2 separate regions of the Homo sapiens genome follow, and region 1 is linked to region 2. A link is a loop called in an ENCODE intact Hi-C map of the cell type or tissue named here. Cell type or tissue: body of pancreas. All regions are shown on one strand. Each heading gives the region's core, and the rest is flanking DNA. Links, peaks and the distances in the headings are about the cores only. Region 1 overlaps LRIG1 (leucine rich repeats and immunoglobulin like domains 1). Region 2 overlaps LRIG1 (leucine rich repeats and immunoglobulin like domains 1).

Region 1 (14,942 bases), core at 4,376-12,375, 50 kb before region 2:
GAATGGACATTTTACCAAAAAGAATCTACAGGTGGCAAACAAGCAAATGAAAAGATGCTTAACATCATTGGTCATCATGCAAATAAAAATGAAAACCATAATGAGCTATCACTGCACACCTATCAGAATGGCTGAAATTAAAAAAATACAACACCACGGTCAGGCGCGGTAGCTCACACCTGTAATCCCAGTACTTTGGGAGGCTGAGGCGGGTGGATCATTTGAGGTCAGGAGTTCAAGACCAGCCTGACCAACATGGCGAAACCCTGTCTCTACTAAAAATACAAAAATTAGCCAGGCCTGGTGGCGTAAGCCTGCAATCCCAGCTTCTGGGGAGGCTGAGGCATAAGAATCACTTGAACCCAGGAGGCAGAGGTTGCAGTGAGCAGAAATCATGCCACTGCACTCCAGCCTGAGCAACAGAGCGAGACTCTGTCTCAAAAAAATTAAAAAAAAAAAAAAAAAAACACACCACCAAATGCTGGCCATAATGTGGAGAAACGGAATTGCCTATACACTGCCGGTAGAAATGTCAAATGGTATGGCCATTCTGGAAGAGTCTGACGGTTTCTTAAAAAAACTAAACATGCAACTCCCATATGACCTGTCAATTGCACTCCTGGGCATTTATCCCAGAGAAGTGAAAATTTATGTTCACACACACAAAAGAAACCCAAACACAAATGTTCATAGCAGTATTTTTTAAAAGCAGCCCCAAACTGGAAACATTCTAGATGTCCTTCATCGGGTGAATGGTTAAAGTACGGCACATCCATATTATGGAATACAACTCTGTGATTAAAAAGGAATGGAACGACACATACAATAACCTAGATGAACCTCCAGGGAATTACGCTGAGTGAAAAAAGCCAATCCCAAAAGGTTATCCATACTTTATTATTCCATTATATAAAACTCTAAATGAAAAAACTACAAATTTGGAGAACACATTAGAAGTCAACCAGGGGGGGCTAGGCATGGTGGGTCAAGCCTGTAATCCCAGCACTTTGGGAGGCCGAGGCAGGCAGATCACTTGAGGTCAGGAGTTTGAGACCAGCCTTCCCAACAGGGTGAAACCCCATCTCTACTAAAAACAAAAAACAAAAAACAAAAATACAAGAATTAGCCAGGTGTGGTGGTGCATACCTGTAATCCCAGGTATTTGGGAGGCTGAGGCAGAAGAATCACGTAAACCTGGAAGACTGAGGTTGCAGTGAGCCAAGGTCACACCACTGCACTCTAGCCTGGATGGCAGAGCAAGACTCTGTCTCAAAAAGAAAACAAAAGACAACCAAGGGTGTGAGGGCAAGAAGTAAATGACTGTGGCCATAAAGGGGAGAGATCCTTGCAATGATACAAATATTCTGCATTCTGACTGCATCGATGTCAATATCCTGGTTATGAAAAGCTGTACAAGATGTCACCATTGGGAGAAACTGGGTTTAAGGGTACGTGAGGGATCTCCCCATATTACTTTTTTTTTTTTTACAACTGCATGTGAATCAACAATTATCCCTAAGTATCATTAAAACAACAATACAAAAGTGTCATGGCATTCACGGTGGAATCAGATGGAAAGTCTGGGGGAGTTCCCAGTGGAATCAGCCTTCCTGCTACTTTACTAGTCTCCAGCCATCCTTCAAACCAGCAGAAACTTACACAGTATGACTGAGGTCTCAGAGCCAAGCACCAACTACCACTGGGCTCTGTGTGATTTCTGAAATGTAGGGATATGCATGAACTGTTTAATTACTTCCCATCATTTAGGAAAGGGCTGAGGGCTGGGACTCCTAGAGACAAGGGTGTTGCTGATAAAGCTGAGGACAGCTAGCGTGGCCCTTGCCTGGCATCAGGGGTTGTCATCCAGCCCTGTGTCTTCTTCCAGCACTACTTGGCCAAGGAAGACGTGCCAGACGTGCATGCCCAGAAAGTGGCAGACGCAGGTTGCCAGACACCACACTCCCAAAGCATCATCCTTCGTATACTGGCCTTGGGAGGTGTTCCATGGAAAGGGTGCTGGGTGCAGGCAAGCTCAGGAAGGGGCATTTCCTCCCCCGCCTCTTGCAGACTCCCTCAGCAGGTCAGCAAAGAAAAGCGGCTTAGGAGAGATGATAACAACACCTTTCACTCGGCTTGCTTTGGCATTTGCTAAACTTACATGACCACAAAATCCTTTTCATGAAACGACCATTAACATCCCACAGAACAAGTATTCCAGGTGGCTCACTACTCACTATCTGTGGGAAACACCACGTCTCTCCCCCTCATTTGAGGTCAAAAGACATACAACGCAGAGCCCGGGGGTCTGGTGCCAGCCTCCAAATGAAGCCAAACTGTGACAAGCCTGCACAGGAAGAACTGAAGAGGAGGGGGGAATATATGCCTGTGGTAGCGAAGTCTAAACTTCATGGATGTGCATTTAGAGACAGGGAAGCAGCACTCTCTACTGCCAGGGGAACGTGAGGAGTGGATTTTATCATTCTCTAGGTCAGCACCTCTCATGCTCCCAAAATCTCCCTTCCTACCTCTGAAAGAAAATGAAAACATAATAGAGCTATGATGAAATGATCTTAGGAAGATCTCTGCTTGTCCTTGGAGACTCAAAGGGAACATCAAGCACTAAAGGCTCTGAAATGTTCTGCAGGAAAGAAAGGTGCTCACCTTCAACTCTGGGTTTTCTGAACTTTCTGAACACAGAGCACTCTTTTCCCCCTCAATGCCATCTACTGGCACCTCTAGAATCCAGGCACTCCTTAATGTCATCTTTTACGCAGCCTGCTGCACCTCCCTCATTTTCCTTCCGTCTCTGCAGTGGGGAACGGGTGGCATCTCCCAGCATGGGCTGGACGCCTGCAGGGATCTGCAGTGACTCTCCACCTTCGCTTCACAGAAAGCCTTTCCCAAACCACCTGCTGGCCCCTCAAACAAGCGAGCAGAGACTGGGAGAGCCCTTTTTTGACACATCTGTGGTAAGGTAAGAGCAATTTCTCATCTAAGCAAACAGAGGCTTGAAAAGCTGCTGCTAGAACATGGCAGAACCAGGACTCAAACCCCAATAATGAGCCCTGGGGGCAAGCCCTGTCCACCTCTGGGCCAGGCGGCCTCTCACATGGCAGTTTCCACTAATACTTTTTCTCCCTTGACACCCTGCCTGCCTCTTCAGTAAATCCAGGCAAGCAAGACTTATCCCCTGGCTGGAGAGCCACGCCCTCCAGCACCCCTCAGCAGGCCACTTCTACTATAACGTGCCCAAGCCTGTCTCTCCACCTTGAATAAGTATCTAAAACAACCTAGTGTCTGCCCCATACCCCACAATCACTTATCCTTAAGATGACCCTTCCACTTGGTCCCTCAGAGTCATTCATCCATACATGGATGGGATGCCTGCTACATGCAGCTGCTGCAAGGAAAGACGGACGTGGCTACTGTGCCATCAGCCCCTCACCCCAGCCCCAGAGGAGACAGAGGGATGTCATAGGTGCAGTGGCAGAGGGGAACACAACATCATGGGGGGAGGAGGTCAGAAGAGGGGCGGCTATTCCAGATCAAGGTAGCAAAATGAAGCAGGTACAGGATCCAGAGACACACCCAGTGTGGGCTTTCCTTACGCACAATTTAGAGGTGGGAGAACAGGAAGAAATGGAGCCAGGGCCAACTCTGAAAGAGCTGGGACTTTGTCCCATAGAGGATGGGAAGCCACGAAGGGACCCTTCATTCATGTCTTCGTCAAATATTGATGAAGGTACTTCATTGGGTGGCTGGTGTGGAGTGGGGAGGGATGAGGGCTGCCTCAGAGCCACATCTGGATGCTTGGGAGCCAAGGCCTTGGGGAACCCCTGTAGAGATGAGATGCAGGGCCCAGATTTGGCACCGGACCCGAAGGGCCTGCTAGGGTGCTACCCCCTGTCCCACTCCACGCAGACTCTGCAACATAGAGCACACAGCTCAGCCGGCCTTCTCCACAGAATTCATAAACATGTGAGCCTGCCAGGAACCTGGGGCCCCAGAACTACAGGGTCACCCACAACAGCAGTTCTCAACTAGGGATGTGAGTCTGTTCCAAAGAACATACAGCCCAGGCCTCCAGTAGGGAAGCAGCCATGTGTGTTTTTAACCCTGGTTGAGTATGGTTGATACTGAACCAGCCCCTCTCCTTACAGGTGAGGGAACAGAAGTCACAAAGAGAAGTGTTTTGTGAAACGTCCTATAATGGATCCATAATGTCAGAGTAGGGACCACAAGCCAAGTGCCCTGACACTCGTTCCTCTGAACACTACTGGTGCTAACAAGGGGGAAAAGGCCCTGTACACTCCAGGAAGGGATGTTTCCTCCCAGTTCCCAAGAGTTGGAATGAGCCTTGGGTTACGTCCCGACAAGAGGACGGTGAGAGGGCTTCCCCTGCAGCAGAGATACCACTGCAGAAATTCCAGCACCCAACTGGAGGTGAGCAAAAATGGACCAATGCCCTCTACTGAAATGCCCACAAAGGGATGGCGCTGTGAGAGGCCACCTGGTCCTCACCACTATGCCAACAACTCACGCCTTTTGGCTTTCTCTTCCTAGAGGTGACCCATGAGGCCACCAAGGCAGGGAATGCACATCTCTGCCATATCACCATTTCCTTTGATGACGTATTGAATCTCTCAGGGACTACAGCTCTTTTCCAGGGAATGGGGGAAAGTGAAGACAGGCACTGGGCTCTTACTTGGAACCAAATAGTTGCTATAGCATCACCAAATCAGGGTTCTCGTTAACACACACTAGAGGAGAGGAAGACAGAGCAGGGGCCAGCCTAGCCCGTGAGGAAAGCCAGGTGGTGAAAGGGTTTATCACAGCTGTCTGCAAGGCCATGGGGAAGGGGAGCCCCTGGAAGAACTGCGCCAAGGCCTCCCCGGGCCCAGCCCACGAAGCCCATGCTGGCTTTCTCAACACGCCAGCTCTCATTCCGATTGAGAAGAACCCAACAATTACGAGGCAGAAAAACTTCACTATGCATGCTGATAACCACTGTTTTTCCCCTTATAAAAAGTACATTTGATTTGCAGAAAAGTCACATTCTAAAAAGTCCAAGGGGAATTTTTTTTCTCATTTCCAAAGTTCTACTCTTTGCAACTTAACCTAGCATCCAATTCCAAACACAACCTTCACAAAATCCCATTATACAATTATCCAACTCAATTTTAGCACCAGAACTTTGCTATATTACAATAAAGCTTTTGGGTGAGATCCTTCAGTTTCTATATCATCTATTTACTTTTTTTTTTTTTTAAAAAGAGCCAAGTCTTACTTTTGAAGTTATAAAGAAAAAGGTGTTTAAGGAGCTTAGAATAAGTCAGTTTTGCCTATTGTTTTACTATAAAGAGAGTTTTTTCCACCATCATGGTGGGACATTTCTGACATATAGGTAGAATGCAAATGACAGTTGGGTGGGCTATCAGAAGAAAGAATGACCCAGATAAGGGGCAAATCCACAGTTGAATTCTGTGATCTCCAAATAAGGTGGGCAGGTCTAATCAGACCAAACACCCTCACCCGCGCACCACCAAAGCAACTTCCTCATCACGCTGTGGCTAACTGCACAGTATCTTCAAATTAAATCAACAGTGAAAAGAGGTAAACTAAAACCTCTACTAGGGATCCCCAGAGTCCTAAGTACTAAAATGAAGGCCAGCCTCAATATTTATTTCCCCTCCACCTGGTGAGAAAGAAAGAGGGGGAAAAAAAGGAGTGGAGGGAGGTGGGGGAGCCTGGGTATTTTAAATGATAGTTATGAGAGGGGAGGAGACAAGAGGAGGAACAATGCCTTTCAGTTGCAATTATCCAGCTGTGGCTTATTAAAGCTTTTGGCTGCACACTGAAATGACCTGGAGAGCTTTTTTAAAAAACCACCACAACGCCTGGGCCCAACACTCACCCCCTCTGCTCCCCAGCCCACTAACTCGAGGTTTTGATTTAACTGCCCTGAGACGTAGACATCTAGATTTTTTTAAGCTCCCTAGGTCATTCTACTATGAGTGAGAGCCACCGCTTAAACATTTGCCTAGCACTTTGCTGCTTGCTGCACCTACCCCAGGTAGAGAAACAGAAGATGACAAGAGAGGAGAGAAAATAAACTCTGCTGCTGTCCTCAACAGCTCCCGTAAGAGGAATGAACAGATACATATACGAGGGTTTTCTGTAAGCTTCAACTGGTTTATAGGAGGGTGAGCCATGATGGATATCTGCAAGTAAGATCCATTTTTATGGGATGTAAATAGACCCCTCTCCAGTCTCCAATACCAGGCGGCCTCCAGGGTTCAGTGTAGACAGCAGCAATGCCCCTCAGAGCACAGCAGCAAAAGCAGGCTTGCCTTGCCCACAACCCCAAAGGTGCTCAGTACAAAGCTGTCAGAGATAGCAAGAGTGTCTAACACTCAGTGCACGTTCAGTATATACCAGACACTATACTGAGGACACATACTGTTTAGTTAATCCTAACCACCACCTTATCAGCAAATATCATTTTATGAGTGAGAAAACTGAGGCCTGAGAGAACCTGCCCAGGTGACATAGCAAAGGTGATGCAGGCAGGACTCAAACCCAGATCTGATGGATACAGAGCCTTCTCTTAACCACTGTGCAAAAATGCCCCCTCTCTATAAAGCCCACATGATGCCTGAATCAGCGTAAGGTGAAGAGATCCATTTGTACCTACCTTTGTCCTACCGCTACGTGGAAAAGGAGCCCTGCTATTTACAAACTAACGTCACAGCAGCTGTCCCCGAGGAAAAAAAGTATCAGAGCCCCCAAAGAGACTCTACAATAGGACAGCTAGTTGGGCAGAAGCCAGTGGCCCCTGAGAGGGCAGCCCATGAGTACCTCTGGGGCTGCACACTTCACAGCACACATTTCACCTCCTGGTTGATGAAGTTGGGAAGAAAAAAAACCACAAACTGGCACCTTTATTTCAGCTGTTTGGGTTTGAAAGGCATCCAGGAAGTGAGGAAACTGCAGAGGAATTTGCCTTGAAGTGATGTCTTCGGGGGCAGATAGCCACTATCCGAGAATCTACTGGCACAATCGAACACGTTTGGGCTCTGCCGAGACCTGACGACAAGAGTGTTTTTCCTCACTGTACCTTTCACAGATGGCCGGCATAATCAGCTCTGAATTGACATGAGAGAGAGAGACAGGGAAAGATAGTAGGGGGAAGGACCTTCTGTTACTTCGCATCAGTGAAAGAAAATCATACCAAGAGCTACCCAAAGCAAGTTCACCTCGGGTCAGAAAGAGGCTTTTAAAGCAAGGGCATTACAGAGGCACGCAGCACCACTTTGGGAGATGCATGCTGCATTTGCAGGGTAGGAGCCTCTGACTCCACACTCCAGAGTATCATCGAAGCCTCTGGGCCACAATACCAAGGCTTCCCACACCTAGTACAGTTTGAAATGTCAGCACTTAAAATGACAAGACCCTTCTAGGCACCCAGACCACATACTTCCAAGTGTACAGTGAGCATAAGCCCCAGAGATGGAGAGAAATAACAGGATCCAACTTTGATGCTTCCTTGCTCTGTGACGTTGAGCACGTTACTTGCCGTCTCTGTGCTTTAGGTGCCTCATCTGTAAATTGTGCTTAACAGATCCTGTGTCTCATAGGACTGCAGAGGTGACACAGTAAGACAGGTCCCGGGAAGTCCATAGAGCAACGCCTGCCAATATCAGTGTACCATATATGCTGACGGTCACTATTTTTTCTTCTCAAAAGGCTGAACAATACAAGATTGCTGATGTCTGACCACTACTGAACAAAACACAAACAGTGATTTCATGGGACTCAATATACTGAGTCAACTATTCTATCTTTAAAAACTCTTGCCTTTAAACAAGCAGGGGGAATCCAATATTCCCTATGTATGGCCCAACAATGACAGGCCTTATGAAGGAAAGGCCCGGCATAAACACAAACACATTTCTTCCACTTGGGCTATAAAAGCTGAAAATGGCTCCCAGGTGTGAGCAGACACAATAGGCCCTGCCTTCTCTGCAAGGTCACCACACAGGTCAAAGTCAAGCCAGCCATTTTCAGATTAGGTGCATATGCACATGAGGCTTCCCAGTGGTAACTGGATTACAGAAGCCACCTGCAGGAAGTGAGGAGGGGGAGGAGGAGGAGGAGGAGGAGGAGGAAATGGTCCCAGTTGGAATGAGACTGTTGATATGGGCTGGAGCCAACCCCTTTCACACGGGAGATTGTGCAATGACAGAGCAGCTCCGCTTCCCGGCTCCATTTCAAGCAGCCCTGGAGGGTTTTCAGCACTCACTGCTGGAAGAAGCAGCACTTCCCCTCCGAGACCATCCACTGCTTCTCCAACATTGGGGAGCAACCCGGGTCCCCAGTGGATCTTGGGCTATATTTAAAGCTTGCATGGTCATCAGGAAAAGGGAAAGAAAGAGAGAAAGAGGCGGGCGGGGTGGTGGAAAGGAAAAAAGCCCTACGCTCAACAAAAGCTACCGAGTTTCCAAAAGAGGCAGTGATCTCTGTGACCAAGCTCCTATTCCATGGGATCTCCCCTTCCTCGGCTCCCCCAACCCCACAGCTGGTGTTCCCTTCACTTTCTCAGCAAATGACTTGCAGATGTACCTCTCATCTGGCTGGCTCACCACCCCCACTCTCAAAGAAAGGAGAAAAAAGGAAAGAAAAGAGAGAAGGAAAATGACAAGTCATGACTGTGTAATTTGGCAGGCTGGCTGCGGAGGCCACAGCAGCTCTTTTCCCAGCGAAAGGCTTGCTTAGACTGGGGGCAAGTGGCAGTCTGCACTACGGAATCCCTGGGAAGTTTCCGGGACAGAGAGCTGCTTTCTTTGTAAATTGGGTGTTTAATTTTCTATTTTGAGGCTCCTTGGTGGTATCCAGCATCTGATGAGGCTGCAGTTCTAAGAACTGCAACAGCGGCCTGCTGGCTCTTCATAAAAGCCCGCCTGTTGAAAAAGAAAAAAGGCAGGGAAGGGAGGGTATGTGTTGGGGGCAGGGGATGAGTGAGGGGCGGGGGATGAGTGAGGGGGCGGGGGATGAGTGAGGGGGTGTGTGTGTGCACAAATTGGCCTAAAGATGGAATTAGCCATGTCCTTTTGGTATTCCTCTGAATGCTCCTCCAAGTACCCACTGTGTTGGCTGAACATTTAGGGTGTTACTTACACCTGTAACTTACACCTCTGTGTAGGGGAAGAGAAAGGAGGTTTGCAGAACAGGGAGCCTCAGCTAAAATGTCACTTCATCTGGGAAACTTCTCTGTCATGTGACCCATCAGTGACGGGCAGTGAGGTGCCCCTTAGACATTCCCCAGCCCCTGTATGACAACTGTCTGTTCACCCATCTTCCTCTGCAGCTAGACTGCCAGTTCCTTGAGGGCAGTAACTCCAGGCCCATAGGACCCGATCTGTTTGCTCACGAAAGGCCTTGAGTGGGGCATGTGCTGGCCAACTTCACAGCAGCCGTGCAGAGGAACCCACGGTCTCCACCATGAACCAGCTGAGACTTCCTCCACATTTTCATCTCTTTTGCCCACTGTTGACCTGACCACAGTTCCCAGGCTGGGAAAATGGGAGGAGAGTAATCTGGTCATAAACAATGCAGTGCTAGGAAAGGGCAATGGGGCAGGTGGGGACCCCAGTAGGGTGGGGGAAAAAATGCCCACCTTTCAGACACGCCTGTTAACTTCCATCTGGAAAAAGAGGTGGCATTCAAGTCTTAGCTGAGGATAAAGACTGATCAGATACGAGTGACTGATAATCAAAAGAAAGGTAAGTGTGCTAAAACTGACTCCTGCCGGGGGAGAGGGGATGCTCACCTGTAAGCAGAGCTGCCAGCACCCACCGGCTGAGAGAGTAACAGGGCTCCTGCCACGTTGGGCTGCTCACGAAGCGCTCTCCACCTCTACAGCAGCCGGTGAAGGTCTGCTGGGCAGACTTGAGTGGTCACCAACAAACAGCAAATTAAGCACAAGCAAATATGTAACAGTCATGGGCCTCCAACCCTGAGCCACCCAGGTCTGTTCTGTCCGTGGTACTGGAGCTCACTCTGCCCACTGCCCCAGAGCCTTTCTCAGAAGCCATTACCAGGGCCATAGAGCCCCACTGTCCCAAACAAATGCCTGCCACCACACTGGTGACATTAGGAGTGGAAATTTACTGTCCCCCAAGGCCTAAACAGCTTGGTCAGAACCGACACATGAGCCTTGGGGCTCCCCCCAGCCCCATATGAGCCCCAGGAGTGGTTCTCAAAGCCACCTGGCCAGCAGCAGTGGCATCATCACCTGGGAACTCATGAGCAAAGCAAATTCTCTTGTCCCATCCCAGACCCGTTGAACCAAGCCAGAAACGAGGGTAAGACCCAGTGACTTGTGTCTCAGCAAGCCCTACAGGTGGTCTACCAGTGAGCAGAGGCTGGCATCTCCCAAGGGAAAGGGCATGAGGTTTTATCCAGAAGAAACAATCAGTTCACATCAACAAAAATCTGTGCAAACAGGGAAGGAAGTGAACACATCTTTGAAAACTCAGAAGAGGACCAGAACTTTAGATAATTATATATATATATATATACACACACACATATCTGTATCTATCTATATACATATATATACATATATACACATATATATACGTGTGTATATGTATGTGTATATATATAATTCCTCCCTGTTGTGCTGGTTTTTTTTGACTAGGCCTGTATCTTCCCCCTTTAGCATCTGGGAACCAAAACAGCTTCGGACTACCCAAGGAACAAAAGGCATTCACTTGAACTCAGCCTGGGCCTTTTAAAACAGCTTTGCTCACATTTTCTTCCTAAAGTAGCTGGAGTCATTCACTCTTAACTCCACACTCTTAATGAGAATTCATTTTATTGCCAGAGCAATAAAATGCCTGTAGCCCAGGTAAGGTTTACTTTTACACTGACGGTTTACTTTTACCCAAATGGTAAAAGTAAGGTTTTTTTTTTTTAAAGTAAGGTTTACTTTTACCCAAACGGACTGGCCATCCTTCAATAGTAAAGCTAAATCAGGTTGCTACGCGGGGGAAGCCTGTCCAAAGTAGCATGGGGACCTATATACTTGTTTTCATATTTTCTAACACCCTTGATTAGGTCCACTCTTAATCTGGTGACTGGTGGAGGGACCAGCAGATAATTCCTCCGAAGGAAGGATGGGGCAACCCTTGGTCTTGGGGAGAATCTCTACGCCCACCTCGACTGTACACACACCTATGGTGCCCACAGGTCCAGCTAGGAATAAATGCACAAAGAGCTCCACCATCTGAGATTACCACTCAACTTTTAAAGACAAATTCTTATTTCATCCCTCCAAAGATAAACATCACATGGAAAAATGTTTCACATCAATTCTTTATTATGCCAGTGAAGGATGCCTTTCTTCAGGAGATGCAACATGGAGAAAGTTTTAAAGGCAGGCAGTGAAGAGAAGGACAAGACGTCTCAACCCAGCTCCTTAGATGGAGAATAAGTCTGCCCATCCCCACACACACATGCAGTGGGAATGCCAGCCGCTGCCTGTTCCTCAGTATAATCTCACCTGTGCTTCAAGCCTGATTATTAACAACCTTAGCTCAGATCATGAGGCCGAGCCTAATTTTCCGACGTTGCACTCCAGGTCACTTCCAGCTTGGGCCTTCTAAGGGACTCTCATTATTCCCCCCAGCCCTGAGCTGCAGCAGATCACAGCTGCCTCTCTCTAAGGCTCACTCTTTAATTACACTTTAATGCGAACTGATCTTTGCATTAACGAGCCTGTAAAGAAGATTGATTTCGCCCCTCTTTTTTTCCAGAGGGTTTGCTAGGTACTCAGAGAGTTAAGTATTCCTATTGACTTTACTTCACCAACAGATCCAGCCAAGAAGAGGGCTCAGGCCTTTGCTGCCTCAGATCCCTCCAACCCCACCCAGGGCTTCGTCCACTCTTCACTCACCCCCGGGGAAGGGGGAAGGTGACCACCTCCCCGCTTGGTCACAGGTAGGACACCGCGTTTCTTTCCTTCCAAGTTTTATTCTCCAGAAATTACAACAGAGGGCTGTTAAGTATCCTATCCTCTCCCGCCCACCCGCCTTTTTTTTTTTTTTTTTTTTGAGAAAGAGTTTGTTCTTCTCTCCCAGGCTAGAGTGCAATGGTGCGATCTTAGCTCACTGCAACCTCCGCCTCCCAGGTTCATGTGATTCTCCTGCTGCAGCCTCCTGAGTAGCTGGGATTACCTGCACCTCCCACCACTCCTGGCTGATTTTTGTATTTTTAGTAGAGATGGAGTTTCGCCATTTTGGCCAGGCTGGTCTCGAACTCCTGACCTCAGGTGATCCACCTGCCTCAGCCTCCCAAACTGCTGGGATTACAGGTGTGAGCCACCATGCCCGGCCTTCCTATCCCTTTCATTTAATCACTTCTCTTCAGCTAAGAGGTCACAGCAAAATATAGTTAAAGCCACCTCAGATATTTTATTAAGTTATTTATAAATGAAGTCTTCCAGGTTCATTTGTTAACATGAGAGAAAAATGCTTTCCTCAAAAAAAAAAAAATTAGTTTTCAAATAAGTGGTTACCAGGGGCTAGGGTGAGGGATATGAGAAGTGACTGTTGAAGGAGTATGGGGTTTTTTGGGGGGCGGGGTGGGTTGGGGGGTGATGAAAATGTTTTAGCATTCTGTAGTGGTGATGGTTGCACAACACTGAGAACGTACTACAAGTGGCTTTTAAATGGTGAGTTAATGGTAAGTTCATTTTTTTAAATTTTCTGATTTTTTTGTGAGTACATAGTAGGTGTATATATTTATGGTGTACAAGAGCTGTTTTGAAACAGGCATGCAGTGTATAAAAATCACATCATGGAGAATGGGGCATCCATGCCCTCAAGCATTTATCCTTTGTATTACAAACAATCCAATTACACTCTTAATTATTTTTAAATGTACAATTAAGTTATTATTGGCTATAGTCACCCTGTTATGCTATCAAATAGCAGGTCTTCATTCTATTTTTTTGTACCCATTGACCAGCCCCACACTGCCTCCCCATGTCCCTGGGTACATTTATCTTATCTCATTAAAAAAAATAGTTTTCAAAAACATTTTTTCAAGATTAGAAGTAAAAGGCATTTCAATGTGTTTTCAAATGCAACCTAAACCTAAGGAATTTTAATAGCAATATTACAAAGTCACAATTAATTGTGTGCCCCTAAGTTTTGCCTAGGTCTTCCTCCTGGTTGAGGACACAGGCTGTGGGAGAGCAAATGACAAGGCACCATAAAGGGATGAAGTCTAGAACAAACCAGCTGGAGAAGTTGTTAGGTAGACAAGGCCAACCCTATGGGTAATATGCTACAGTCCATGCACAGGAGACAAAAGCTAAGACCAACTATACCACATACATTTTTACTCCCAGGACTGAAAAATTCAACGATTTCCACTGTCACCAATCTTCTCGACAGTACAAGTGCAGCAACACCACCGGAAAAACAGAGATTTTTCCTCAACAGAAATGTCATTGATGCATCAGACAAAATTACTGTTGCTGTGGGAATCGTAACTTGAGTGTCCTGGATTTTAAATTAAAAAAGAAAGAAATCTCAAACGTGAAAATCCACTGGCAGCTTCTGCCCCCATTTAACAAAAGTCTGTTTCTTTTTCTCGGCACTATTTTATGAAATTAGCTCCCTCACCGGAACCCATTCTTATTAAGAGCTTTCCTTGAGTTCTATGCTTTCTGTTTATTAAGGACAAATGGCTCCGGCATTATCCTCAGAACACAATGCAAATAAATCTGTTCTTTGACAAATATGTTAACTGAATTAGATTCCTTTAATCAGAAAGTATTAACCAACTGAAATTTTGCTCTATGACTCCAGTTCCCAAAACTATGGAAGTCTCTTTTGAAGACCTGACAGAAAAAGCCAGGTGCAGAGCAATGCCTCTTCCCATGAGGCTCTCCCAATGGTGCCACCCAGCTTGGGAGGGCTCTGGTGTCTGGAAGTCGGCTCAATTCTGCATAAGCAAAATGAAACACAGAGAGAAAGGGCCAACTTCCAGAGGCAAAAGTCCATAATTATAGGTGTCCAAGCTGAAAATTAACAAACCCACTACTTCTGTGAAAAGACAGAAAGCAACAACAGTGGTTATTGGTCAGAGGGTAACTATGTCTTTTGTGACATTATTGCCCCTACTCTCAACTTTCGGGTCACAAAGAGAATACACAAGCTTCGAGGGTACTTCTACCATCTGCTTCAACTTCCTCATCTGAGAAAAAAAGTAACGTATGTATCCCAGGTCACAACTACATTAGAGACAGCAGGACCCACACCTAGCCCTGACTTTTCTGTGATGCATCTACCTATAAACTTGTCCCAAGAAAGTTGTCTGGGCTCCTGTCACTCACATGGCCTCAGCAGACATTTGCTCTATTCTCTCTGCATATTTTGATTATTTTTTTCTGATCCTCTGTCTGCCCACAAAAACGGAATAAGAATTTGAGGATTAAGGACTATAAGCATCTAACTATTAACTACCACATTTTCAGACGATGTGTTGAGGCTTCTGCTTCTCCCTGGGACAGCCTCTGGGCCACAACTGCAGGGACACAAAAAGTGCCTACTAAATATTTACAGAACACGTGACACCCTTCAGTTCACTAGTTCCGAAAAGTAAGAGACACATCAGCAAAACCTGCTGTTCAAAACCTGGATGACTGGAATCATCATGTGGATGGGGCTGCTAAGTCTTCTGCCTTCATTGATTAGGATGAGGAAGGTGGTTCTTTGGGCTGTAAAATGATGCTCATCCACTGCCTGCTCTGTTGTTTTCTCCCTTGTCCTTTGCACGGTCCACTTGGGAAATACAGAAAAGGCATGAAGCATTATCAATAATCCAGCTGCCCAGATGTCATGCTGCTAACCTAACTTGCCAGCACTGAA
Region 2 (14,942 bases), core at 3,985-11,984:
CACGAGCATTTAATGTGTCACAGGCTTCACACTAGATTCTGGGAATACAATGGTGGATTGGAAACAAAGCCAGTCACTGCATTCAGGGAGCTTACAGACTAATGGGGTAGTCAGAAACGAATCAAACATTCACACAAAACTTCTATACATAGCACTGCAGAATCCTCACGATGGGAATCTAACTTAAAGGGAACGTCAGCCATGGTTTCTATGGGGAGAAACGTTTAAGACAGATGAACAGAAATCTGCAAGGCGAAGAGGGAAGACCCATTCTCCAGACAGAGGAAATGGTGGGTGAGGGACATGGGACATGGTGGTATTTAAAAAGTCTTTTTAAAAAGCCCCACGTGGTGGCTGGGACAGGTGGGGCCAGGTAAGAAGCGCGATGAGGGGCAGGTGGACAGTAACAGCTTTAAACAATGGGATTCATGTGCTCCAATTTGCAACTCTGCAAAGACCCCTACAGCTGGGGGCAAGGGGTTGCAAACAGATGTGAGTAAAAAGCTCTCTCCTCCCTCTAAAGTCTGCATAACAAAGTGAAATAGTAATGACAAAAAAAATTTAAGATAAAATTTATACTACAGGCTAGGCATGGTGGCTCACACCTGTAATCCCAGCATTTTGGGAGGCCGAGGCCAGCGATTGCTTGAGCCCAGGTGTTCGAGACCAGCCTAGGCAACATGATGAAACCCTGTCTCTACCCCCAAAAAATACAAAAATTAGCCAGGCATGGTGGTGCACACCTGTAGCCTCAGCTGCTCAGGAGGCTGAGGTGGGAAAATTGCTTGAACCTGTGAGGCAAAGGTTGCAGTGAGTCAAGATCACACCACTGTACTCCAACCTGGGTGACAGATTAAGACCCTCTCAAAAAAAAAAAAAAAAGGAAAAATTATCATACAAAATTATTGATAAATTCCACCTTTCTCCTTCCATCTTGCTGCTACATTCCTTTTCTTTTGAATGAAGGGTGGGGGCAGTGGGTCACTGGCGGCCACAGCACTCTCCCAGGACTACGTACATCTTACAGAGCCACAAATCCAAGGCATGCCAAAGATTTCAGGCGGTGCATAAACTCCATCAGCAGGCTAAACTGTTTATATGTTCTTGAGTTAAAAATACACCACTCGGGTCAGCGTTAACACCAGGGCCTTATCACCAAGGCTGTCTGTGAGCTGGTTACACAAGGCTGGACCATGACTCGCCCATCTTTTAGATGTGTCTCAGTCTGCAAATTATCTAACGATTCATCAGTGAGATGATCATAAAGCCAACAAATATACACGCATTTGAGAAAAACACTTTCCAAACCCAAGGATACTTTACTGTTTATAAATAGTTTACTTTTTTTGATCCCCAAGCATATAATATTCGCAGTTGCTCCAGAAACCAAAGGAACATGGAACAGGAACACAAACCACAACCTAACAGAAACAATAAACAACAGATGGCAAAACATATGTGCATGTTACCACCCCCTTTACCAAACAGGCAAACCAAAAATGGATCTGACACACACGCCTACCAACAAAGAAACACGCTCTTCAAGATCACATTCAAGACACCATGTATAGAGCACCAGCTGTACAGCCAGAACTACACTAGGTGCTTCAAGCCACCAAAGACCAATCGGCCTCCAGGAATTCAGAGACGTCAAAGGGAGGCCAGAAAGAAGGCAGTGCTAGTCTTACCGTATTTTCTTCTAAACATGTACACGCAGGTCTGAATTCTAACTGGCAAGTGCTAGACTCTAAACAAGTCATTCAACTACTCTGGGCCTCATGTATACAACAGAGACAATATTTTTCATAGAGTTAAGATGGTGATGATCAGTTAACACAGATATATCCTGCTGCAGAAAGGTACACTATTATTGCGACAGTTATAATAATAACATTATAGCTACCCTTCCTCAAGCTTCTGCTTGTGTGTTAGGCCCTGTGTTAAATATTTCATTTTTTTCCTTATAACAAGCTTAAGGAAGTCGGCACTACAATTATCCCCATTTTACAGAAAAGGAAACTGAAGTGGAGTAAATTGCCAAGGTCACCCAGGCAGCCAGGCCCCAGAGCTGCCTCTTAACCACCGTGCGTCATGAACCGCACAGCTGCTGCATCCCCACAACCATGGCCCCTCATAACCAGATGCCTGGAATGCAGGACTCTGAGAAGACAAGGACACAACATTATCTTCCCCTGAAGACCCTGAAATACTGCACTGCTCTGGGCTTTTCACTGGTTAGCAAGGCACCTGAACTTAAAGAGCTCAAGACAAACGCTTAAATTCTGATTCTCAAGTCACAATCGACTCAACTAATGATTCTGAATAGCTGATGTTTATGACTTTTTAAAAATGTCTCAAAACAAACGAAAAGGGTCACAATAAGTAAGTGTGGCTATCGTATTGTTTTCCATGTATGGACATGTCTATTTTAGGTATCACAGACTCACGTCCAATCACTCTGCCAATTTCACCTCAATGCTAGTATTTTAAACTCTGACTAGAATTTTCCAACTACACTGTAACTTTACGCTTTTGTGTTTCTTCTACATTTAAAAAGAATGCCATTTCCCAATATATAACTCCCAGATGTAGAATTCACAGATGATTCATCTCACAGAACAAGTGTTCTGAGACATCAGCTCCAAATAGAGGAAAAACTTGGAATTCCCTTCGCCCTCAAAGTAAAAACTTGCCTAGATCTGCTTTGCTCAACAAAGTTTGCTTTCAATTATATTTCCAAATTCTTCTAACAATAACTCCACGGCGTCTGGCACCAACACATCTGATTCTTTGAAGTGGTTCTCAAGCAGAAAGTAGAAAATAAGGAGAAATGGGAAAGGAAGAGAGGACTATCCATAATTTTTGTTTTAGGTCAAATATTCTCTCTAAAAGTTCTGACATATAAAATCAGACAAACCACAAGCTATGACTTCTCATTGAGGGGCCACACTGCAAGAAGCAACAGCAATTGAAGAAAGCCTCTGCATTTAGCCGCTGGCTCCAGAGGGGAAAACAGACCCTCAGCACAAAGAAAATGGCCTTTTACTCCTGATATTTAAATTCTAAAAACACTCCTATGAAGTCCTCCACACAGGCCAATCAGGAAAAATTACACTTCAGGGGTAAACCTCAGAACCCCTTAGAGAAACAATGAAACTGGGGGATCCGTTCTGCCCTGAAAGAATGTACCAAGCTCCAAGACAAAGTGGTAAGGCAATAAACAAATAATTATCAAGGGACTCCTAGGTACATGAAATTGAATGATCCCTGCTGCTTTCAAGTCTAAGTGGAGAGAAACACACACACACACATACACACATACAGGGATGTGTGAAGAGTTACCTAATCAGATAGACTCAGAGATTCCTCCGGGAAAGGACGAGATGTCAACAATAAATTCACCAGAACGAGACCAAGTGAGTAACAGGGAGAGTGTGTGACACTGACACACGAGGCTCGAAGAAGGGTGGGAACATCATTTGGCCTGTTTTGAGCTCAGAAAGCACAATGGAAAAAGGTCATCTTTGGTTCTTAAAGGGAGAATTTTTTTTGTAAAGTCTAGTTTTTTGGACACTCTATTCCTAAAGTAGTCCCTAATTGTTGTTAAACTTCTGTCAAGAAGTTCCAGACCACTAACTGTTCCTCCAACTTCATTGCATTTTAGTTGTATCCCCAAACAAAACTCCAAATTCCAAGAATTTGTTCCGGAAAACAATAATAAAAATAAAAATAAATTTTAAATCCGGAAGTTTCGTTTTATGAAAATTTACACGATAAAGAATGAGTGGAAGGAAAAGAAAAGCCCAAGAATTTCCACTGAAGGCACTAACAAATTCCACGTCGAAGAAAAGTGGACATCCAGAACAAAGAAAATAAAAGCTTCTAGATTCTCCATGAAAAGTATTTTAAGGAGTCCAATTACTGTCATAATTTTCAAGATTTTCAAAAACAGTGTAACTAAGAGGTAACCAATGCAAACCTAGGTAGATGGGTAAATTTAATATGAATTTGGCCAAAAACAGAGTCAGACTTCAAAATTAGAAAAAGCCACAGCCGGGCGTGGTGGCTCACATCTGTAATCCTAGCACTTTGGGACGCTGAGGTGGATGGATCACTTGAGGTCAGTCATGAGTTCAAAACCAGCCTGGCCAACATGGTAAAACCCTGTCTCTACTAAAAAAAAACAAAAAAAAAAAAATTAGCCTGGCTTGGTGGCAGGCGCCTGTAATCCCAGCTCTTTGGGAGGCTGAGGCAAGAGAATCACTTGAGCCAGGAAGGCAGAGGTTGCAGTCAGCTGAGATCACACCACTGCACGCCAACCTGGGCGACAGAGTGAGACTCTGCCTCAAAAAAGAAAAAGGAAGCCACTAGGCTGTACATGTTAATTGGCTGAGTTTCTATCTTGAAAGGGATACACGAAAGATCTCCCTGGTAAAAGGGATGGCAAGCTGGCCCAGAAAGAACAGGCAGTGCAGTGAGTAGCTGCCCTTCCTGTGGCCATGACTATAGAATGTGACAGGTGGCCCATCCAGTCCTTAAAGGCAGTTTCTCAGCATCATTTACAACTTCACTTATGGCAAGTATTCACTGAAGGACTGCCTGAGAAAGATGCTGCCTGCAGTGGCCCTGAGAAAGGACCCTTTGGGAAAACATGCCTGTAATTTATTTTCCTGGTTTTTTTTCTTTAAATTTTTACCTAAGTTCTTAAAATTCTAAATCAAAGATCGAAAGTGGATCTGTACCAGCCTCCACAGTTTTCTTTGGGCCAGAGGGGAAAAGGAGGTAAAAATGAAGGAAAGCACCACTTTCTTTGTGGAGTATTCACTCCTCCTCAATAATATCTCAAGGCTCACAAAAGGGTCCCTCATTGAGACTCTGCATGCACATACCCTTTTTTCTCTTTGCTGCTTATGGTATCCATCTGAGAATTTCACTCAGAAGTAGCAAACATTGGCCTAGCATGGTAGCTCACATCTGTAACCCCAGCACTTTGGGAGGCCAAGGCAGGAGGATCACTTGAGCCCAGGAGATCAAGACCAGTCTGGGCAACACAGCAAGATCCCATCTTCACAAAAAATAAAAACTAGCCAGGTGTGGTGGCACATGCCTGTAGTCCTAGCTACTCAGTAGACTGAGGTAGGAGGATCACTTGAGCCTGGGAGGTCACGGCTATAGTGAGCCATGATTGCGCCACTGCACTCCAACCTGGGTGACAGAGTGGGACCCTTTGTGTGTATGTGTGTGTGTGTGTGTGTGTGTGTGTCTAACACACACACAGAGAGAGAGAGAATGTTTAAGTATCCTAGATACAGATCAATTTAATTCTTACCATCCAATGAAATATAAGTTTACTCCCTTTTTGCTTCAATTAGAATAGAATCATGAACCTAAAAATGAGGGGTCTTAGAAATTATACATCCCTTTACAGACAGGAAATGAAGTGACTAGCCCAAGGTTATGCTGCCAATCAGTGGCAGAGCTGGGACGAAACCCCAACGTCTCCTGAGGCCCAGCCATGAGCTAGTTTCCCATTCTACCACATCCTCACTTTCATGACTTTAAGAAAATTAATTTTTTCCTCTCAGGTGAATCATTTTTATGCCTCTTTGGGCAAGCACCCCTTTAAGAAACTCCATGAAAACGTGGTCTCCTTTCTGTCCAGAAAGACATTCTGAGCACCACGACTTCACATAAAGTTTCTCCCAAGTAAATAATAAGGTCAGCCAATCTTTATTTTAGGATAGTAATGAAATGAATATAATTTACTCATTTCTAAGTATTGTTTCAAATGACCTTGTGAAAGAACCCAAAAATCTCCATAGAAGAGTCTCTGATTTTTCCATTGGGTAAAGCATAGCCCTGGATAAGGCCAAACCACCCAAAGCAAAGAGTCCTACACAGACTCCAAATCTGAGAAAACAATCAGAGGAATTTGGGATGAGGCAGATCTTAATAACTACAGGGCATGTCAGCTTGTTTTCTGGATCTCCCCTCCTCCAAGATGGAAGGAAACCCTGCTCCCTTCGAGCTGCAGCCTCTGCATCCATCACTTCATTGCATCAACAATTCACTTCCTGGAAGCAACGAGCTCTTCTGACTGTTTATAAGTTTTGCAAGCACTGGGAGCTTGTGTGCCAGAAACTCACACCAGCCCAGGTGGAGGGAGGAAACCACAGACACAGAGAAAAATTCTTCTTAATTAAAAATAAAACGAAAACTAAGACGGAGGCATGATGCTGGGTCAAGGTACCACCACACTGCTAAAACCAGATGAAAGAATGGTGTTCTCCTAATTTGCAGAACAGCACTTAATTTCATAGAATCTCTCAATACTAAGCTTTTCTGCCCCATAATTTAAAAAAAAAAAATGCATTGGAGCGTGCTTCCACTTTTCTAAACAGAGAACCCACTGTAAATGGTGTATAATCGGTTATCATATAAATTTAATTAAGCTTCACAGATCCACCAGTTTAACCTGACCATGTTGGACAGCTTTTAAGGCCACCGAACACTCCATAATCTACCTGGAATTTGATTTTCACAGATAGAAGATGGAAGTCATTCCAAAAACTAGGATAAAGTGAATGGAATTTGGAGGACTAGTAATTCCCACTCAGATTCCTAAATGAAGCTGCAGCTAGCAAAAAATCCATTCTAAAGAAGCCCCCTCACCAACAAAGTACCGGACTGAGGAGAAATTAAACTATGGACTTTTATAAAATAAAACAAACCATGCAGCAGCTACTTGGAGAACACATTTTCAAATCTGTGTGAAGTTTAAATCAAGCACAGAGGGTTCCAGGAACCTAGTTCTTTGCTTTTTGAAGATTTTTCTTACAGGCTGCCTCTAACTCTATTTAAAGCAGCCTCAAGTAGCCACAGCTGGAGGGTCAGGCCTTACAAAGTAAACAATAGTTAACTCAATTCAGACTCATGACTTAACTACAACCAACGGCTAATTATCCCTCTACTAAACAACAGTATCTGAGACATCACTTTTTAAATGATCTATTCCATTTCTAATTATGTTTGTTCACTAATGGATTTTAATCAACAATTAATAGCTTGGTAGAAACCTCCCAAGTAAGAGCTATGTGGAGAAAGTGGAAGGTTAATCAGAATTGCACATTCTGGCAGAGGACTAGCACAAAAGAGCTTGCTAAACACCTCCTACAAAAGAAAAAAAATCTGTATTTTGAGAACATATAAACTAGGGTGCACACAGAATGTGCCCAATAAACATTCTGTAAATATATAGCTTACCAAAACGCCCTTTGGAAAAACACAGTTAAAATGAATGTCAATTTTTTCAAAACTTCCAATTTCTTAAAACCACCCTACAGTAAATAGTATGGTATATAAATTATATCTCAATAAAGCTGTTAACTTAAAAAAAACCTATACATTTGCAGATAAAATGATATGCCTTTGATTTATTTCCAAAGAAAAAATAAATAAATAACATGGAAGGGCAGCAGCATATTGGGAAATAGATCAAATAAGACAGCTGATGATTGTTGAAGATGGGTGACAGATACCTAGAGTTCATTACATTATTCTGTCCACTTGTGTAGATATTTACCTTTCTCCATATTCAAAAGGTAAGAAAAAACACTCCAGAGCAACAGAAGTGAGTTAGTTTATTTAAACTACCTGCCTGCATATCAACTGTTCCCTTAATTCAAAATTTTTTCTAAAAGCTATGTATTTCAGATCATCTCTCAAGAAAAAGAAGCTGTACCTGCAACAGCTTACTTTCTAATCAGTTGTAAGTTTTCTCTAAGCAGAGCCCAGCTTGTTAATTTCTTGTTATCCAGCCCAAAGTGCTAATGCTTGAGAGACAAATGCTTTCAAACAAAAGAGCACTGGAACTACAAGATTTGAAACAACAGCAAGATTATCTATCCTCCAGTTCAGAAGTGTTCAATCCTTCTCATTGCATTTAACAGGCTATCATCAAGTAGGTAATCCGGAAGAAAAGAAGTTCAGTGCAATGTATGCTTTGACCAAGATAAGCAGTAAAATATTTCAATGGCAAATTATAAATTGGTGGAAGGAGCAAAACAGGGAGGGGGAAGCTGTTAAATGCTGCATAAAGGAGTCTTAGAAAATAAAGTTGTGAGTTGTTTTTTTTCTAATCAGCTAAAAAAAAGAAGAAAAACCCTGCATTACGTTCATCGTGTTTCTCAAAGTCCAGCTAATTCTGCTTGTAAGAGAGACCTTCACTCATTTCCTTCATTTTCTTCCCAATAATGTGAGATCTTGAGAATGCAGATCATAAAAGATAAGAGATTAGAACTTTTGACCACAAAAGTTCAAAAACTAATCAACGCAAAACACTTAAAAAGAGGCCATGCTTTCTTTAAACCCTCTAAATGTCACCTTTTGCCAAAACAAACTGAACAAGCAGTAATTAGAACCTGCATCCTGGTTCATAAGGAAACCAAAATGTATTAGGACTTGCAGAAATGAACAGATTGGTTGTTCGCACAATGGGCCTTACCGGTTATGCTAGATTAAATAGTAATAAAGACGAAAACAATCGTGGCCGTTCACGTGGGCAAGGCTGTGAATCATGGCCATTCACTGGGGAAGGAACTCAGGTACAGGTGCACAAGGAGTGATAGCAAACAGTAAACAGCTTTTCAGGTGGCATCCTTGCCAGATTCCTCAAATGACCCTGTGTTCCCCGCCTGTGTCCCCTACAAAGTTACTATGCAATTCCAAACAGACCAAAACAAATGAAAAATGTTCTTTGCATACAACTCCACAATTGTCTCCTGTCCTCCCTCCTCCCTCCTCCCTCAAGGTTTTCCAAAGAGAAGCGGGTACAGTGAGGATTCAGTTAGCCCTAAAGTCTGTAACTTAACCCTGTTTGGAAGAGCACACCTGCATTTTTCCAAGCTATTGACTGAGAGGTGCTACTTGCACCTTGGTAGGGCTCAGTTTCAATGAAACCCTGGGAAATAATAGGATAAAATGATTAGTTTAAGGGCCTCTCACTTCCCTGCCACCTTCCCATACCTGCCTCCCTTCCAAAAGGATAGTGGTAAACAGACATAACTATTTGTACAACTGGAATAGATTTATAAAATACCTCAATAATTTTTGCTAATTATATAATCTGTTGCAACTGTTCATAGCTTCCTGCCTGTTTGGCTAAGATTTCCAAGGGTACATGAGGTTCACTTGTGGCACTTCATACATATCACCAAAAATCCATGGGAGAAGGCCGCTTCATACATATCACCAAAACTCACAGGAGAAGGCTGCCATCTTCCCATTCCAAAAGACTCCTTCACAGCAGAAAGGTAAACATTTCCCAGGAAAGCCTCTGTCACCAGCAATCTGGCTTGGAAGCTGGGTGTGGTAGCATGAGCCTTCTAGTCTCAGCTACTCAGGCAACTGAGATGGGAGGACTGCTTGAGCCCACGAGGCTGAGGCTGCAGTGAGTCTTGATTGCACCACTGCACTCCAGCGTGGGCAACAGAGTGAAACCCTGTCGAAAGAAAGAAAAGAAAGAAAGAAAGGAAAGAAAGAAAAAAAAGAGAGAGAGAGAGAAAGAGAAAGAAAGGAAGAAAGACGAAGGGAGGGAGGGAGGGAAAGAAGGAAAAAAAGAAAGAAGGGAGGAGAGAAAGAAAAAAGAAAAAGAAAACAGAGAAAGAAAGAAAGAAAAAGAAAAGAAAGAGAAAAAGAGAAAGAGGGAAGGGAAGGGAGTGGGGGAGGGAAGGGGAAGGGAAGAAGGAAGGAATCTGGCTTGGAGAGACTGGCTGTGAGACAGGATAATAAATTGGAGCTACTGAGGCCTTTAACCTTCAAATTGTGCTCCAGAATCATCATAAAGTAGATGGACCCAAGTTGAGGAACCTAGCTAAATATAGGCATCATCTAACTTTGTCCTCACAGCTTCTATAAGATAGAGCATTTTTCTGTCTTTTTAGACATGAAGAGGTTTGCCCAAAATCACACATGTAGCTGTAGACTGGAGGTGCCAGGGATGGACCACAGAATTAACTTTCAACCCCTTCACCGCCACTCCTTAATGACGAGTGTGAGTTGGGTGTGACCACCAGCGGCAAGAGCCCCTGCATATTTAACACAGTAAAGGTGAGGAAAGCTTTGTCCCTAGCCCATTCTCTCCCCCAGTCAATAACCCAAATGGAGACCAGGAGACAGCTGGGTAGCAAATGCCCATTTAGAAGATATAAAGAACTAAAGGCAGGAAATGAAAAGTATAAAACCCAGTGAAATGGAGAAACAGCTTAAAAAACTGAAGGACTTCTATGAACAGATTGAAGTTATAACTTGTGTTTCAAAAGACTATGCATAAAGTACTTAGGTAAAAACCATTGATAACAAATTATACAAAATATAAGAATATAAGAACATATAAAGCAAAAAGCCTTTGTATAAGAAAAGTTCACAAGCATACCCACCACCCCCTACAAAAAAGAGACACAAATTGCCGACTTTCAACTAGAAATTAGACCATCAATAAACTGCAAATTTTTTCTGCAATCTTTATTGATCCATTCATTTTGCTTAATAAGAATGGTCATGTATCAAGTATTTCAGCAAAAAACTTCTCAGTCCTAGTCATAATTGGACAATTAATTGGTCAGTCGGGACTGCTCTTCTAAACTGTGCAGCTATATCAAATTCTTTGAGCAAAACATAAATGCAGGTCCCAGAGGTAAACTATTATAAAAATGTTAACCACTGGTCTTCAAAGTGCTCTATTTCTTTCCAGAGGAGATAAGATCTGAGTTTCTTACCAATTTCCACACTTTAACTTGAAACAAAAGCACAAGATAACCACATAACTGACATACAAGAACTGAAGCCATGAGGTAGATAGAATGAACCCTAGTGGCTCAGTGTCATGCTTAAGTCATAAAAAATAACAGTAACGGTCCCTAAATTTCCCACAGGCTGGTAAACACTGGAGATTTTTAGATATTTGCCCTTCCCTGCCTGGGAATTTTTCCTCCACCCGTCCTCCCTCCTGTCTCAAGACAATGCCATCAGCCTTTGAAACTGCATCCATTGTAAACAGCTCTGAATATTAACACGGCCCAGAGTTCTGTTCGCTTTTAAAAGACCCCCAGGGTTTCAAATTGCAGTCACTGAGGAGGGGGAACGTACCCAGTGAGTAAATGTCACATAGCTCATTCAAAAGGAATTGAAAGTTAGGCTTGCTCGTGAAACTTAAAGTCCTTCTACCTATGGGGTAGGTCAGAGGAATCCCTTTTATGTTTTAAACAAACGAGGAAAAGAAGAAAGAAAGACTCTGATACAACCAACATCCTTTACTGCATATAACAACTTTCAATTCAATGAATCCCTCTTCTAGATTTCCCTCTCCTGTGCATGCCACTTTTTAAATAACTATAGGCTATTTTAAACAACCTCCACCCAGCCTTCCTATCTAACAGACCTTCAGGGCTTTAGCAGGTGCACAGCACTGGGCCAGGTGCATTGTTAAGTCACACAAAACCCCAGTGCTCTCTCCTGCATTCCTGTCCACCCTGAAAGAGAGGAGGCTGAAGACTTTGCACCAAGGAGACACCCCTGCAGAAGCGGGAGAGGCCCTTTCATTGTGATCATGGTGTCTGAGGGAGAGAAAGGTCAGCCAGAGGCCGTCCCAATGGACTCAGGGAAGCTGCAGGGAGAACCCAGGCAAAGTAATTAACACTGGAGGGAGGAAAGCTTTCAGCTAACGGTGCAGAGCTGGGGAGATGGGACATGAGGACATCCACTAGGAACCAGCTCTCATCACACTACACTTAATTTTTCTTCATCTTTCTGAAGATGGTTCCGAGAATTACTGCTGATAATATGTTCAAAAGTCCAAAGTCTGTAAAATCTAGTAACCAAATATAATTATGCAAAGAGACAATACACTACTTTTTAAAACAGTCCCTTGAAAAGCGGGGCAGGAACAGTTCTGACATGTCCTAAAGGCAAGAGGGACATTGTGTGCCAATACACAGTTAATTTACATGGGGCGCTGGGAATCTCTGGACACTTCCTACTTTAGCAGTACTCAAAGAATAGATATTACGGCCACAATTTCATATCAGCAAGACTTAAACAGTGTGCCTTTTTCTCACGACAACCAATATTATTTGCCAGAAATCTCACCTTACTCAAAAAAAGTTGTCAGAGAGCTATCAACAGACAAGTTATCCCCCAACAAGAGGGAAGACACTTGTTGCAAAAGAAAAGGACTCTGAGCTCAAGCTAAAGTTCCCTGAAACTCTAAGAGCACTTGCACCTTTCAGACTGTATTCTTGGCAATTAACCTGTGTTTAAAATGCTCCCTATTCCAAACAACCCAGGTTCTTCCCTGTCCCACAAATCGGAAGACTTTTGTTTCAAAGTCTGTTGAGTTTAAGTGATATGGAGAAGGAAATATTTCAGGACCATCCATACAACAATCTACTTTAAAAAAAAAACATGAATCTCAGTTTAGGTTCCAGAACAATTTGGTGATCTGCACTTTAAACTTAATTTGCATAAACAGGATGGAAAGTATTTTCCAAACCCTTAATTCACAACACCCTGCACACCTGGGCCTTCCAGCACAGCTGTAAAATTTGAAAGACAAAGGCCCTCTTTGCTTCCCAACCACAATGGCAACCACAGTTGGTGTTTATTTTCTAAGGTAATCATAAGTACCACTTCTTTGCCAAAACTGGCAAGGTTAGATTTAAGCTAACTGATCTGGTATTGCAAACACATAGTACAAAGAGATCAAAATCAATAAACTCATCTTAATGTGGCTTAGGATAACCACACTTGGTATACACTTTTGTGAATATCCTTGCTTTAGAATGCTCTGTCATCTTCACTCCACACTGAGAACAAAAATCAGGGTTTGTTCTTCCTCTAGGCCTGCCTTCCTAATCCTAATCCCAATCCCAATGGGCTACCATTCAGCTCTCAGGACATTTAAACTAGCAACATTTTGTGACTAAACACTGCTGAAATTTACGGCACAGGTAAGAGTCTAAGGTAAACTGTATTTAATACTTCTTAAATAGCTTCTGAAGCCATGCTCTCAAAAATAATTTCAAAGAAAGCAAATATCTGAGTTCTAAGAAGTTCAACTTCTTCTCAGGTTCTGGGAAGTTGGAATAAGGCTTGGCAGTGGCTTGGTGCTATTTATGAATGTGCTAGTTGGACCATGCCAATCTCACCTACGTAATGGGCTGGGAGACTTAAATTATGGCTTGACTACTACAACTGTAAGTTATTGTGCTGAAAAGTTATCCTCAGGCCCCAAAAATGAACCGATTATCATTATCCATTCTGTTTCTTCTATTCACACTGCATTTACATTCACTATTTAAAAGTTTTATTTTTCTTATATCAGGCCTAGAAGCAACTTCCACATCAGACGCACTGTTTACAAAAAAAAAAAAAAAAAAAAAAAAGGTCCCATAAAGCCACAGGTCCTCTGCTATCTCAAACCCACAGCCTGAAGTTGTTTGAACTAGCTGCAGTAAATCCAGTTCATGGGTTTATAAACTAGCTCAAAGCATTTTCTAGACACCGTGGGCTTAGAGCGTGTAAACTTGGTGAAACTACAAGATATTTCATTATATCATATACAGACACTTTCTCCCCTAAAGTCTTGCTGAATCTTAGCCAGGAATACAAACCATATAAATACTCTTATGGAAATTCCAGAATAAGACTCACGGAGACTAATGATTTAAATTCAGAAGTCTGAAGTCTAGAAAAAAAGAACACATTTGCTTGATTTGTCCTTAATCAGAAATAAGAAAACTTCACAAATATTTTTCAAAGGATAGCCATTTTGCACTGCATACTGTGTTGCTACATACTAACCAGAAATCATGCTGCTCATATCTTAAAATCGAATCAGTCAACACCATAATCAGTATACTAAAGTCTACTGATGCTCAAAATACCCACTTTGGTATTTCTCGATCATCAAATGTGTGAGTAAAAGAGAAGGACTTCAATTTTGAAGGTATTTATGCCATGTGAAATGTCACTCCTAGGCAACAGAAAGCCTAAAGAAATAACCAGTATGTTTTGCTCCAAAAATTAAAGGGCAAGGCAAAGTGGATCTTGTGACCATAGGAAAGTGCAAATAAGAGGACACCCTGCCCTCTCTGGGAAGTTACTTCTGTGGAACTAAGTGCTTTCCCCACAATGCCACTGACACATGGCATTGGGAGTCACTCTTCCAACAGGTGAACACTTAAGAAGTTAATCTGATTTTGCCCACATGATTCTATTTAAAAAAAAAAAAAAAAACTACCGTATGTAAGGGAAAAATCACAATACCCCAGACTAAATAAGAGACTACCTAAGGACAATACTGGGCTCTATCTCCCAGTACTTCACAAAAGCTCTGCCTCCACCCTACGACCACTGATTTTCACTAACTCAGTAAATTCCACAGAAGAAGTAGATATTGAAAACCTAACTGTAACTAAAGGGTTCCTGGTTGTCTTCAGAACTCTGTAGTACTTGTTCATGGAGCAGTGTCTCGGGCCAAGTTAAAGATTCGTGCCCCATTTTGAGAGGTACAGGATCTTTACATTTAAAAGGAATTAACTTTTCTTCCCTTCACGGTAGTCAGAACACAGGCCACATTTTCTTCGATCAAGCCACAGGTGCTGGTTACAACTTGTGACACCAGTTTTCTCTTTTTAAAACAGCCATAGTCATGCCTAAGGTTACTGCTGTGCCTTTCCTATGTTCTAGGAAAAATGTCCAATTATTCAACCGAAATGCGGACTATTTAAGCTAGGCCTTTTCTGGAAAGGTACTAATGGTTCTACAGAGATGCTAATTACCCATAACTGAACGGGATTTGACTCATGCACCAGATTTGTTAGAAGTAAAAGAAGACTATTCTATTCTACCATGTTTACACAGAAGTCTAATGCCTTTTTTTTCCT

What was found. Peaks named below come from ENCODE experiments on the same cell type or tissue, not always from the same donor. Only the 100,000 strongest peaks of a DNase experiment are listed, where the experiment ranks them.
Region 1: a loop joins it to region 2, with 2.2 times the contacts of the local background. A loop is called at or near these places in 54 of 110 quality-filtered maps.

What each region holds. Positions count from the first base shown.
Region 1 is chr3:66,434,308-66,449,249 of GRCh38, forward strand. The region is part of intron 3 of LRIG1 (leucine rich repeats and immunoglobulin like domains 1); the gene reads right to left. Among named protein-coding and RNA genes, the nearest start is that of LRIG1, 59 kb to the right of the region's middle. RefSeq lists enhancers at 1,408-1,998, 1,999-2,588, 6,896-7,643. In body of pancreas, for the core only: a CTCF peak has its summit at 8,062; DNase peaks (open chromatin) are centred at 8,194 and 8,724; H3K27ac peaks cover 6,851 bases.
Region 2 is chr3:66,484,290-66,499,231 of GRCh38, forward strand. All of the region lies in intron 1 of LRIG1 (leucine rich repeats and immunoglobulin like domains 1), which reads right to left. Among named protein-coding and RNA genes, the nearest start is that of LRIG1, 9.3 kb to the right of the region's middle. RefSeq lists a silencer at 11,416-11,710. In body of pancreas, for the core only: no CTCF peak of the experiment used is centred there; a DNase peak (open chromatin) is centred at 8,572; H3K27ac peaks cover 7,844 bases.